Linked DNA regions of Homo sapiens: regions 2, 3 and 4 are each linked to region 1. Evidence: chromatin contacts called from ENCODE Hi-C or POLR2A ChIA-PET data. All regions are on one chromosome and are shown on one strand. The core of a region is the stretch at or near the end of the contact, and the rest is flanking DNA. Distances in the headings are between cores, read along the strand shown.

Region 1 (3,087 bases), core at 365-2,864:
GGTGCCTCACACCTGTAAATCACAGCACTTTGAGAGGCCGAGGCGGGTGGATCACTTGAGGCCAGAAGTTCAAGACCAGCGTGACCAACATGCTGAAAACCTGTCTCTACTAAAAATACAAAAATTAGCCGGGAACGGTGGTAGGCGCCTGTAGTCCCAGCTACTTCGAAGGCTGAGGCAGGAGAATCGCTTGAACCCGGGAGGCGAGGTTGCAGTGAGCTGAGATTATGCCATTGCACTCCAGTCTGGGTGACAGAGCGAGACTCCATCTCAAAAAAATAAATTAAAAATAAAAAGAACAAGAACGCTGGCGTGGTGGCTCATGCCTGTAATACCAGCACTTTGGGAGGACGAGGCAGGAGAGTTTCTTGAGCTCCGGAGTTAGAGACTAGCCTGGGCAACAAACATAGTGAGACCCTGTCTCTATTAAAAATAATAAAAAGAACGAGAAGAAACCACGCACACACAATTGCTGCAAGTGTTAAATATTTGCATTTAAGGAGTTAATGCTTAAGGCATGAAAACAGTTCAATATGATCAGGCTATTCCAAGGGAACTGCGTATTCTTAGTCCACCACAACCTTTATGGTCCAGTGATCACCGAGGTGAATGTTATCTTTTAATTTGTGGATTTATCTCAGCAACTGCATGTATAATCTCTTGTGGAACGGTCAAGTCTAAATTTCTTCCCTTGGTGAATGTGAGCGAATCCCGGGCGCCTACGGGCTCTGGTCGCCCCCAGCCGACACCAGGGGTCTTCCCGGAACGTGCGTCTGGAAACAACCCCCAAGGGAGCTGAGCCGGCGGACCAAGCCGCACCTGCCGCAAGGCGGGACCACGCTAGCGTCGCTCGGGTGTTCGGGAGCCCGAAACTCCATGGCAACAGCTTTTCTTCGCAGCTGAGGCTTACGTCCCGTCGCCCCGGCCAGACCACCCCATGGGAGCGTGCTGAGTAACTCCCACGTGTCGGGGAGAGGCCTAGGCTGTGGGCCATTCCCTCTTCTTCAGAATTCTCATTATTTTTAGTCATCGGGTCAAGCGGACACAGGGATGTGTTTCCAGACTTTCCGAACAATGGAGATTAAAAAGGCACAGCAATCACATGGCCCCCCGGGACAGACGCCCAGGGAGCTTCGGAAAGAAACCATGCACTGCCCAAGGGCTCCCAGTGGGCAGCAAGCCAGGGTGAGACCCGGGCTGCACGCGCGGCGCCGCGGAAAGCACTCGCAGGGACATCCGCCTGGCGCCCAGCAGCCGACAGCGCGCGCAGTTGCGAGCCCTGAGCCCCGCTTCGCCCGGCGCGCCCCGCCCAGCCCACTGCACTACACACCCCGCCCTGCCCGGCATGCCCCGCCCAACCCCCCGGCACGACTCGCCCCGCCCTACCCGGCACGCCCCGCCCAGCGACCGGCACAGCCTGCCCCGTCCCGCCTGGCACGCCCTGATTAGCGCCGGGCACGACACGCACCGCCCCGCCCGGCACTCCCTGCTTCGCCCACGACACGCCCCTCCCCGCCCGGCAAACTGCCCGGAGCCAAGGCCCCGCCCCCAGAGAGAACCTGCCCCGCCTCCCTGGCCCGGGCCCCGCCTCCTTGGCAAGCGAGTGGCGCTTTCACCTTAGCAACCAGCGCGGCTCCCACCATGGCTGAAGAAGAGGAAACTGCTGCTCTCACGGAGAAGGTTATCCGGACCCAGAGGGTGTTTATAAACCTGTTGGATTCCTACAGCAGCGGAAACATCGGGAAGGTGAGCGGCGGCGGCGGCCCAGAGCCTCACGCCAGCTCTCAGCTCCCAGCCCTCGGCCCCCGGTCCGCAAACCCAGCGAGGGTCTGCGCCCCAGGGCGCTGTCGGGGCCTTTCCTCAGGGAGGGTCCCGCGTCCTGGGCACCACCAATGCCCCCTGGACCCCAGTCCGCACCCAGGCTGGTCAAGAGATTCTACATGGAAGCTCAGGTGTCTGGAAATCACTGGTCCATCCCCTGTTCCTCCTTTTAATGAGGGGAAACTGAGGCTAAGAGGCAGGGACTTGCCCAAGATCACATAGAGAGTTGAGGCCAGAACCTGGACAGAGACTCCAGGTCTCTTGCCCCCTCCTAGGTTCTCTTTCTACCCTTCCATCGATTTTGAAGCAGGCAGCTAAACGAGAAAATAAATCAATTTTTTTTTTTTGAGACGGAGCCTTGCTCTGTCGCCCAGGCTGGAGTGCAGTGGCGCGATCTCGGCTCACTGCAAGCTCCGCCTCCCGGGTTCACGCCATTCTCCTGCCTCAGCCTCCGAGTAGCTGGGACTACAGGCGCCCGACACCGCGCCCGGCTAATTTTTTGTATTTTTAGCAGAGACGGGGTTTCACTGTGTTAGCCAGGATGGTCTCGATCGATCTCCTGACCTCGTGACCCACCCGTCTCGGCCTCCCAAATTACAGGCCGAGTAAATCCAAAAGGGATTACAGGCGTGAGTAAATCAAATTTTTATATTGCCCATGAAGCGTTTTTCATTCATCCATCCCTTCAATATATGGTTTTTGAGCATCTATTATGGACCAGACACTGTTTGGGTCCCCGAGTTCCATTAAGTTTCCTCACCTTTCTGTGTCTTTATCCCTGGAAAATGAAGATATTCAGAAAAAGGGCTCTGGGGCCCTTCATGCTAATATGATCAGTTGTCAAAAGAAAGCCATGATTTTATCATTCCCTGTGGGTAGGACCCGTCCATCTGAATTCTGTCCTCTAGAGCTACAGAGAAATCTAATCTCACCCTGGACAGACTTCTCTGAGGCTAATGACTGCACTTTCGAACAGGACAAATCTGCTTAAAATAGGATGAGGCTACAGTACGTACAATCTGTATTAGTTTTCTAGGGCTGTGGTAACCAATTGCCACAAACTGGATGACCTTATAAAACAGAAATTATTCTCTCGCAGTTCTTGAGGGCAGAAGTCCAAGATCAAGGTGTCAGCAGGGTTGGTTTCTACTGGAAGCTCCAGGGGAAGAACTGTTGCTTGCCCCTCTCCTAGCTTCTGGTAGTTGCCAATAATTCTTGGCACCCCTTGGCAGTAGACTCCAATCTCTGCCACCTTCTTCACATGGT
Region 2 (3,352 bases), core at 380-2,879, 5.3 Mb before region 1:
AAGCTTTTGTGCCTTCACAATTAAATAATAACCCGGCCGGGCACGGTGGCTCACGCCTGTAATCCCAGCACTTTGGGAGGCCGAGGCGGGCGGATCACTTGAGGTCGGGAGTTCGCGACCAGCCTGACCAACGTGGAGAGGACCGCCCCCCCCACCCCGCCCCCACAAAAAATACAAAATTAGCCGGGCATGGTGGCGCATGCCTGTAATCCTAGCTACTCCGGAGGCTGAGGCAGGAGAATCGCTTGAACCCGGGAGGCGGAGGCTGCGGTGAGCCGAGATCATGCCACTGCACTCCAGCCTGAGCAACAAGAGCGAAACTCTGTCTGAAAAAAAAAAAAAAAAATCCCAATATGCCAAAGCAGCTCTGTCAAAAACCTTCAACGCTCACAAACATATCTAGTAATAACGAACGACTCATTAAAATGTACTATCTGTTCAGAGAAAAAAGTATTAATATATCTACAATACGAGACTGGGCTCCAAGAATATAAATCCAAATTGTACTGATTGGTCTGAATAAGCATTTTCCAAAATGAACAACCTGAACCTACACCACGAATACATTTAATTAGTTATAAAGCTTAGGACAACGCTAGTGATCTCAAACATTAGAACGTAAGCGCTGAAGCCTGCTCGTTAGTTCCTTTTACCTGGAGCTTTAAATTTCTAAAGCCATCATCTCCAGGGACCTCTGAAGGAAATTCAAGGCCAAGTATAGTATTTCATGATAAGTGAGAATAAAGGCACTCAATCCCTGGAGCCGGCGATTCCTGTTCCTGTCTCTAGACTGGACTCGGTAAAAGCCCGAGGCGAAACCTCCCGTTTATCTCCTACAGGACCCCAGCACCTTAGGGGATGGCTCCACAGAGCCCCACCGGGACCCCCCATCGCGGGGACCAGAGGGGCGGAGGAGGGAGACACTCTCCAAAACAAAGCGCCGCTCGCCCCACGCGGAGGCAGGCGCACCTTTCGCCCTGACAGGACGCAGACACACGTGTGTCACCTGTGCGGGAAGGGGGAGCAGCGACATCCTCGGAGGTGCGTGCCACGGGCAGCGGTCGGCGGCTGCGCTGGCCCCGATGCCTGGTGCCCGCCGCTCATTCCCGGGCTGGGGAAAACTTTCGGCCGCCTCCCCCAAGGCGCGCCCCCACCTCCCGGGACCCCCGGGGCACGCGCCCCGACCGCGACGCCCCGCCCCAGGCCCGCCCCTCCGCGCCCACGGCTGCGGCCCCGCGCCCCCAGCCCCGCGCGGGCACCCGCGTGCCCTCAGGCGCGCCCCCGCGCCGGGCCCGGCCGGCAGAGGGCGGGGTCGCTCACCAGTCCGCAGCTCGTGCTTGACAGTGAGGAGCTGCTCTCCTCCGTCGCCGCCGTCCGCGCTGGTCCCCGCGGCGCCGCCGCTGCTGCCACCCTCCTCCTCCATCTTCTCCTTTTTTTCCGATCCCGCGGGTCGCTACGAGGGGAACCCAGGAGACAGCGGACGCCCGTCCCCTCGCAGCCGCTGCCGCGGCCCCAGGAGTCGGGGTGCGGCGGCTCCAGAACTCGGACGCAAAGACGAGTCTCTTTCCCGCTCTGGCCGCACGGCTCGCTCCTCGCCTCCTCCCCCTTCGGCGGGCACCGCTAGTACCGCGCAACCAAACCGCCCCCTGCTCCACCGCCGCCTCCTCAGGCCGCTCCGCCCACAGCCAGCAAGGTAAGGGAGCCATTCGAGCCGCCTTCGCTGATTGGACACAGGGCGCGCGCGTCTGCCAACGCCGGTTCCCATTGGGCAGTACGCTGTGACGTTTCACGAGCCTCCCCGCCTCGCTCCTCGAATTGTTGTTGCTTGGCGGGGAGGCAGGAGAGGGAGGAGCGCCGCCACTCCGATTGGTGAGACCCAAAGCTCTGCCCCGCCCATTTCCTCTGGTGCGCACTCGCAGTCAAGACCTTCCCTTCCCTGACCTCCCCAGAACGGTCACACCCCTTATTCCCCAGCTTCGATCTGTTAGTAAACAGTGTCTAGTAGTCAGGAGGCGCTCGGGGTCTCTGATTGGCTACTGCCGAAAGAGGCGGGGAGGGATGATTGGAACGTTTGGTCCGCCAATCACCGTGGACAGAGGAGGGGCCTGGAGGGTAGCGCTTATCACCCACGTGTTTGCAGACAAACCTAAGGGTCCCGGCAGCGATCCATGCGTGTGTGACAACCAGCGAGACGGCGTGCCCTAAAAAGGTCTTACTCGCTCTAGTGAACCCTAAACAAGTTAAGCAGAGTGTTTGTTCTTAAATAACAGATAGTTCTTAAACGTTACAAAAATTCACAGTCCCAGCTCCCGATGAGGAATTTTACGAAGGAGAGACATTTCTGTTTCGTACAAGACTCTTACTAGGCGCCGAAAGGATGCAGAGATTAACAAAATAGAATACAATTCCTCCCCTAAGCAGCTTTCAATAGAACGTGAGAAACAATCTGTGTGTGTACACAAAAGAACTATAAAGCAGAATTTGAAATAAAGCAGTCGTACAAAGCGTTAGAGAATCTCGCACGGATGGCAATAATTATTCCCAGACGAGGAACTGGGGAAAGCTTTTAGGGCAAGGAGGCATTTGAGATAACCAACGTAAAGGATGGATAAGAGAGAAATACCAGCAATAGACATTCCACACAGAGAGAGTAACTGTGAGCATTGGCCTACAGCAGAGAAGGCAAGGGTGGGTTAAGTGATTGATAAGGTTAGATGAAAGTATGATGTAAGAGATACAGCTGACAAGGTGAGGTGTGGTAAGATAATGGGGAACTAGGGATGCTGTGCTGAAGAGTGCAGATTTTTTTTAGTACACAGTGATGAACTGAAAAGAGGAGAGAGATAGCAGGGCAGGAATCCTGCTGCAAGGATAGAACTAAAGGGAACCTGATTTCTAGTAGCAGACACGAGAATGGGAAAAAGCAGAAACTTAAAGATGTACAGTTGGACGTAATTCAGATAGATGTGATCTTTTAAACTAAGCATGGATTGGATCAGGAGTCAGCACACTTTTTTCTATTAAGGGCCAGATAGTAAATATTTTAGGATTTGCAAGCTGTATGACCTTTTTCACAACTACTCAGCTCTGCCATTGTAGCGCAAAAGCAGTCATAGACAATAAATAAAAGAAGTAGCTGTGTTCCAATAGAATATTTTTTATGGACATTGAAATTTGAATTTCACATAGTTTTCATGTATCGTAATATATTCTTCTTTTAATTATTTTTGAATCACTTAAAAATATAAAAACAGGTCAGGCGCAGTGGTTCACACCTGTAAGCCCAGCACTGTGGGAGGCTGAGGCAGATGGATCACCTGAGGTCAGGAGTTCAAGACCAGCCTGGCCAACA
Region 3 (3,473 bases), core at 238-2,737, 5.7 Mb after region 1:
AGATTAGGGAAAGTCGGATAACATCAAAACAATTCTAAGAAAAAATTTTAAGTATTTTTCAGGCTCTATTAATTAAGAAGTACTTCAGTGCTTTTTTTTCTTTTTTTTTTCCAACACTACAAAGGCTAAAGATGTTATTATCAAATGTATTACTACATCATTGGCACAGTTTCTATTGGTATCTACTTGCTTTTTAATACGGAAGATGTTTATGATTTACACTCCTCCTACTTTAGAAATTCTCTCCATTCACTTCTTTTGTGCCCCTCCAGATATAATCTGAACTTCCAGGAATAGATCATTCTTGGTGTTACAAATGTTGGCTTCCCCCCTCCCTGGAATTCTATTAGAATGTTTCTGTCACTTTAGAAGCTTTCTTATTCTGGTGTAACATGCCAAGAAACCCAGGTATAAAATAGTGATTGTTGAATCTTACTTTGACACGTGTGCCCGTCCTTATAAATCTAGACCCTGTACATTACATGCATACAACTATCCCTATGGATCTACTAGTAAATAATCTCACAGACTCCACCTGAGGCTTCTGGAAAAAAAAACAATTACCTTAAATTTTATTAAGAGCTCTTCGTAACCTACTGAGCAAGATCAGTGAATCCTAAAAAGATTCAGTCCCCGGTTCCCAAAGCGCTTCCCCGCCCCGTGTTTCTGAACAGCTGGAGAGGACAAACCTCCGCTAAGAAGCGGAGGCCGCCAGTGCTCATCACACGCAGGAATTAGGATATCTGGCTTGAGAACACCTATGCTGTACCACATTCTTCTCTCCCCCTACCCCGCCTGAAATAAAACATAGTGAAGCGTAAATCTTGAGTCCCTTGGTACCTTCTCAGAAACGGCGGCGAGGAGGCTTCAGAGGGGCTTCCTGGGCGGGGATCCAGACGGTCGCGCGGGTATTCAGCACTCTGGGCGGGACAGTCCCTGTCCCGAAGGGAGGGCCCAGGAGGGGTGGAGCCGTCCCCGCCCGAACACGGGGGCATCCGCGCTCCCCGTAGGGTACCCCGCGTGCTGGCTCCGAAGCGGTGGCCGTCGGGGTGGCGCTCTTCCTCCGCTCTTTGGGGTCCCGGCGCCCCTCAGGGCAGGGCGGGAGACCGCTGAGGAGGCACCCTCAAGTTCACCTCAGGCTCATGACACCAGCCCCGCCGCGGTTCCCCCTGACCGGCTTTCCGCTGGCCCTGGCGGCTGCGGAACGGTCAACTAGACCCCACTAGCTGAAGCCGGCATCACCTGGGAAGCAGCCATGCCGCCCGGAGGCCACACCCGGGGGAGGAGCCTGCGGACGCCCAGTCGGGTGGAGCACGCCAGGTGAGCACGCCTGCGCAGTCGGGCCGTAAACAAGCCCACCCCTTCCCTTTGGCCCGCCCTCGCAGGGCTGGCCCGCGGGTGGGAGGGGCGAGAAGGAAGAGGCAGGGGGTGGGGGAAGAGGGAGCACCAGGAACAGCGCCTGCGCGGTGGGCGTGATCCGGGCACTTAGGGCAGGATGAACGCTGCTTTCCAAGATGGCGACGGAGGGAGGAGGGAAGGAGATGAACGAGATTAAGACCCAATTCACCACCCGGGAAGGTCTGTACAAGCTGCTGCCGCACTCGGAGTACAGCCGGCCCAACCGGGTGCCCTTCAACTCGCAGGGATCCAACCCTGTCCGCGTCTCCTTCGTAAACCTCAACGACCAGTCTGGCAACGGCGACCGCCTCTGCTTCAATGTGGGCCGGGAGCTGTACTTCTATATCTACAAGGGGGTCCGCAAGGTACCGACCCGGGCGTCACCGGAGCCAGCCAGCGGCGTAGGCAGAGGCCGGGAGCAGGGCGGTGACAGTGGGGCCAGGGTGACCGAGAGGGGTGGCCGTCGCTCTTACTTTTGAGTGGGCCGGTAACTCCACTGGGGTACTCCTGAGGAGAGGGGATTCAGGAGTAAGGAGGGTGGTGGCGGTGGCGTTTCGAAGGGGTGGGGGCAGTGGAAAGGGACCGTGGGGCGCGGGGGTTCTGGCTGGGAGGCTCCCGGGGGAGCCGGCTGCGTCCCCTCCAGCCTGGTCCATCAGGCTCTGACATGGCCAGGGAGCGGGCCTGCGAGTCCCCGGAAGAGGTGAGGTGGCCGTCTTGTCTGCTTCGATTGCCTCGCCTCCCTGGAGGGTTGGAAGTCTCGCCCTGGGTTAGAGAACAGGGACGCAAGACGGCTTAACAAGATCTCTGTAAGGCGGAACCGGGGCCGGGAAGCGGAGCATTGAGACTAGGTCAGAAAGAACCTGCTCGGCACGCAGGGCTACTCCACCTGCTGCCGCACTGACACTTCCTAGGAGCCTCTCCTGGTGTTAACATTTCTATTTCCAAAAACATCCGCGGGAGGACGGCTGTCACTGTCTCCGCCGTGGGGACCTTCTGAAAGATTGTTAAGGAGAGTCATCTTGTCCCTTGTAGTATGCGAAGGGCTGAGTACTACAGTTGAAATGATGTTTCCAGTGAACTAAGCTGGTTCAGAGGGGTTGTGTGAGAGTGCCCAGATTAATCTTGTCCAACAAGTCAGACTGTGTCCCAAACAGGGAGTGATATGCTTTAAAAGCTGCTTTAAAGGGACCATCCTTCTTGGCGGGCGAGTTACCGGTAATTCTGTGAAACATGTAAGCATCCTTTAAAAGTATCTCTTTAAAAGCAGCCATTTATTAGAGTTTTTCTTTCATTGGCTATGTAACTATGTTTTCACTGAGAATTGCTTATTTTTGAGATTGTAGTCTTTGACTTGATGTCATGGAAGAGTGAGGAAATTAATGCATCCCACAGCACCTCCAAATAGGACAAGGTGATAAAAGATTAAGTCGTAAATGCATGTTAGCATGAAAATAAATTGTTCATATTGAAGAGTGAACATTCTTCAGGATTTAATATAGCCAGATCCAGTACAGGATTTTCGCTTGTTACAAGAGCTAGGGAAATGACAGTGGTATCTAAATGTAGCAAAGTTGTTTCTTTGATTCAGGGTGAATCTTTTTTTCTTAGTCTTTATGATAATAAGTGTACCACTGTATTTAGGGTATGCTGTTGGAAGTTATTAAGGGTAAATCGCTTGACCTTTTTTTTTTCCTCGTTTGGAATTGCAAAAGCTCGAAGTAGTCTTCAGTCTAGGGGCTGAAGTTTTACTCCTACTCCCAACTTTGTCACTGACTTGTTTGGGTGACCTTGGATAAGTTATTTAACTTCTATTTGCACCTCTTTAAAAAGGGAATGTTACAGTGCACGTTGTAATTAATAATATAATAATCATAATGAACTTTAAGGCCCTGAAACACTCAGTAGATGTAAAATATAGTTAAATACTGACTGTCAAATAAGAAGCTGCTGTCTTGACATTGATAATCAGAGTGAAAGGACCAATTTTGTCTCAGGAAATTAAGTTTAGAATTTTAAGTTATAAAAATTTATATTTATATAAAAATACGATGTGCTTAAAAACTAAATTCACTAAC
Region 4 (3,246 bases), core at 301-2,800, 5.4 Mb after region 1:
ATCCGTACGCTCCTAGAGTCTTACTACCTAATGCATTTCTGCAATCTGGGACGCCTGTCCTTAGCGTCTTCAATAGTTTTGGGCACGAGGTGGACCGCGGAAGTATTGTATTGAAAAGTTAACGTTTTTCCCTTGGACACCCTCTCCTCACAGCTATTAACAAGCTGAGAGAAATCAGGTGACTCCCAGTCATGCAGAGGTTTCCTCACCATTTATGATCAAGCCAAATTAAAGAATAAAAATAAAATCCTATTGGCGCAGCGGCCACCAAGTCTTTGAGGCCTCGCCTCGGTGGGCGGGGCCGACGCCGGAGGAGAGGGGCTGCGCATGTGGGCGTGACCTCGCGGAAGGAGCTGCGGAGGGCGGGGCCGACTGGAGAGGGGCGGGGCTGTCGGGTGGGTGGGACCTCGCGGCAAAAGCTGCGGAGGGCGGGACCAACCAGGAAAGGACGGGACTGTCGGGTAGGCGGGACCTTGCGGGAGAAACTGCGGAGGGCGGGACCAACCAGGGAGGGGCGGGCTGTCGGATGGGCGGGACCTCGCGGGAGGAGCTGCGGAAAGCTGAGCTGGTGAGGGGAGGGGCTGGTCGAGGGGAGGGGCTGGTCGAGGGGAGGGGCTGGCCGAGGGAAGGGGCCGGCCGAGGGGAGGGGCCGGTCGAGGGGAGGGGCCGGTCAAGGGGAGGGCCCGGCCAAGGGGAGGGGCCGGTCGAGGGGAGGGGCCGGTCGAGGAGAGGGGTTGGTCGAGGGGAAGGGCTGGCCGAGGGGAGGGGCTGGCCGAGGGAAGAGGAGGGGAGGGGACGGGCTGGTCGAGGGGAGGGGAGGGGAGGGCAGGGGACGGGCTGGTCGAGAGAAGGGGAGGGCAGGGGACGGGGTGGTCGAGGGGAGGGGACGGAGGGGAGGGGAGTGGAGGGAGAGGAGGGAAGGGGAGGGGAGGGAAGGGAGGGGAGGCGGGGCCCAGCGGTGTCCCGCGAAACTGCCGCTCGCTCGGTTCCCGGGCCTCCCCGTGCGCCTCAGTGCAAAGCGTGCCAGGCACTCTTGACTGCAACGAGAGCCGCGGCGGTGAGGGGGCAAGGCCAAGAGGCCACGGTTCGCGTTTCGCCGGCTGCAGAAGTTGTTGCCATACATTTCAAATGTGCATTTCCTACGTCTCACGCTCTGTCTTGCGCCTCCACAGCGGGCCACGGCCCTGTCACCGCAGTCGCAGCCACATGCTCCCTCCCCTGAGTCGGCTCAGCTCTGCTCAGCGGTCAGCCCCGCGCCAGGAGGCCGCGGCCTGCCTGAGGCCGGCTCGCAGCGACTCGGGACGGAGGGCGGGGGCGTGAACGGGTCGCGCGGAGAGGGTGGGGGGAGCGGGGAGCGTTAGGGTACGTGGGGGCGCGTCGACCAATGGCAGGGCGCTGTTGAGTGCAGCGGGGCGGGGCCGGGCGCGGGGGTGGGGCGAGCGGCGGGCGGGGCGGGGCGGCCGGCCGGGGGGTGGGAGGAGAGGGGCGGGGCGGGCCGGCCGGGGGAGGGGCGGAGAGACGCCGCCGCTGCCGCCGCCGCCGCCGCCGCCGCCGCCGTGGCTGCCGCAGCCTCTGGGAGTCTGGAAAAGGGGAAGCGAGAGCAAGCGAAAGACTCAGTCCCCGGGCGGCGGCGGCGGCGGCGGCCGCGGGGGCGCGACGGCCGGGGCGGGGGCGCTGCTGCTGCGGGGGCAGGCGGCGGCAGGGGCGGCGGCGGCGGCGGCGGCCCGCTCCAGCCATGCCGAATAAAAACAAGAAGGAGAAAGTGAGTCCGGGCCCGGCCGCGGGACGGAGGGAGCAGGGAGGGACTGCCGGGGGAGGGCGCGACGGCACCGGGGTCCTGCGCCCGGGCCCCGGCTCAGTTCCCCGCCTGACGCCGCGGGCTTCGCGTCCCCGAGGGCGGCCGAGCCAGGCATCCCCGGGCTTCTCTCGGCCTCATGCCCGGTGGGGGCGGGGAGCCCGGGGATCGCGCCGGAGCCGCGGGGCGCAGGCCCGGGCCGCTGGGACCTTCGTGATGGGCCGGGGCTGGGCGTGGAGGGAGGGCGCGGCCCGGGGAGGGGGTCGGAGGGGCGCCCGTTTCCGACAGCGCGCCGTGGGCTTGGGCGGGCAGGTGCGGCCGCCGAGGGGGTTCGCAGCCTCGCAGGCTCCCGGAAAGGAGCTTCAGGGATGGGGGCTGTAGACGCCTGGGGAGGGACCCCTGTACGGGGGAAAGGGAGCGAGAAGGGACCCCGCTGAGAGCTGGTAAGGAATTCTCTGCCGCCCCGGAGGGACGCTCTGGGGCTCTCGAACACTATTATTATCCTGGGTGGCGGCGGCGGTGAGGGCTGCGAGCAAGGGTGCTGCGTTTGCATTCGGGGGGGCGGGTATGTTTCTGCTTCAGGTGGAGCTCTGTAGCGTTTCATTATCACCCCAGAAATCCTCACTCATAGGGTTTAGGGTGGGAGGGTAGAAAGGGATGTGATGTGGATCTCAAAATGCCAGAAGCACTGTATAAAATTGGATTTATCTGTTTTCTGCTTGAAGTTTTCAACCTCAAATGCAGATAAAACGAAAAGAATCTGAATGGGGGTTGGGGGGCATTGCACTGTTGGAATCCTAAACGGTATGATATAGAATTTCCTAATGGTATGAATTAAAAATATCAGAAGCTGTAGTTGTATAAATCACTTTTAAAACTGCATTTGGCTTATCTGATGTTTACCTGTCTAAAAAGTGAGAAGACTAATTGACTTTGCTTGATGTTTACCAGGAATCACCAAAAGCAGGGAAGAGTGGAAAAAGTTCAAAAGAAGGACAAGACACAGTAGAATCAGAGGTAACTGTCATCAAATATTGACTTTGTATTTTATACACAGCTTTTAACTTCAGGTAGAAAAACCGAGAGTGATAAAGCCTAGAATCTTCTAAAATGTTTCCCTATGTGAGGTTTTTTTTTTGTGGTGTCTTTTATAACCCTCAATTTTAGTTGTTTAGGTATTTACTGTTTTGCTTTGGAAAACTATTAATGATTTTATGAAAATTGTGCTTGCCTATGGGGTTTGTTTGTGGGTCTTTTGGGGTTTTTTTTGTTTTTTATTTTTTTGAGACGGGGTCTCACTTTGTCACGCAGGCTGGAGTGCAGTGGCGCAATCTCTGCTCACTGCTACCCCTTGCCGCCCAGGCTCAAGTGATCCTCTTACCTCAGCCTCCCAAGTAGCTGGGACCACAGGAACATGCCACCACACCCAACAAATTTTTTTTTTTTTTTAA

What was found. A loop is a pair of places that touch in the nucleus more often than their neighbours do. ChIA-PET counts read pairs that join two places held with the same protein, here RNA polymerase II (POLR2A). Pooled maps may share reads with other maps.
Region 2: a map of ascending aorta shows a loop between it and region 1 (19-fold over the local background). The contact joins the promoter of RPS6KA5 here to the promoter of AK7 in region 1. A Hi-C loop is called at or near these places in 1 of 168 maps with a recorded cell type or tissue (ascending aorta) and 4 of 50 pooled maps. POLR2A ChIA-PET finds 5 or more read pairs at or near these places in 1 of 52 experiments (CD4-positive, alpha-beta T cell).
Region 3: a map of CD8-positive, alpha-beta T cell shows a loop between it and region 1 (28-fold over the local background). The contact joins the promoter of WDR20 here to the promoter of AK7 in region 1. A Hi-C loop is called at or near these places in 2 of 168 maps with a recorded cell type or tissue (CD4-positive, alpha-beta memory T cell and CD8-positive, alpha-beta T cell) and 5 of 50 pooled maps.
Region 4: a map of CD8-positive, alpha-beta T cell shows a loop between it and region 1 (22-fold over the local background). The contact joins the promoter of PPP2R5C here to the promoter of AK7 in region 1. A Hi-C loop is called at or near these places in 3 of 168 maps with a recorded cell type or tissue (CD8-positive, alpha-beta T cell, gastrocnemius medialis and naive thymus-derived CD4-positive, alpha-beta T cell), 1 of 37 single-sample maps with no recorded cell type and 9 of 50 pooled maps.

The regions. Positions count from the first base shown.
Region 1 is chr14:96,390,514-96,393,600 of GRCh38, forward strand. It overlaps AK7 (adenylate kinase 7), which reads left to right and starts at 1,615. Exons shown (of 18, transcript NM_152327.5): 1 at 1,615-1,746. The coding sequence starts at 1,642. RefSeq lists a silencer at 1,175-1,684.
Region 2 is chr14:91,059,012-91,062,363 of GRCh38, forward strand. It overlaps RPS6KA5 (ribosomal protein S6 kinase A5), which reads right to left and starts at 1,630. Exons shown (of 17, transcript NM_004755.4): 1 at 1,321-1,630. The coding sequence starts at 1,423. It also overlaps a transcript of DGLUCY not described here. RefSeq lists silencers at 1,083-1,152, 1,223-1,352, 1,723-1,782, 2,003-2,132 and an enhancer at 1,360-1,940.
Region 3 is chr14:102,138,410-102,141,882 of GRCh38, forward strand. It overlaps WDR20 (WD repeat domain 20), which reads left to right and starts at 1,488. Exons shown (of 3, transcript NM_144574.4): 1 at 1,488-1,763. The coding sequence starts at 1,515. It also overlaps a transcript of HSP90AA1 not described here. RefSeq lists a silencer at 728-923 and enhancers at 1,524-1,573, 1,584-1,743.
Region 4 is chr14:101,760,159-101,763,404 of GRCh38, forward strand. PPP2R5C (protein phosphatase 2 regulatory subunit B'gamma) reads left to right here and starts at 1,551. Exons shown (of 16, transcript NM_001352913.2): 1 at 1,551-1,762; 2 at 2,747-2,812. The coding sequence starts at 1,736. RefSeq lists silencers at 397-506, 577-726, 787-836, 1,297-1,456, 1,467-1,706 and 2 more.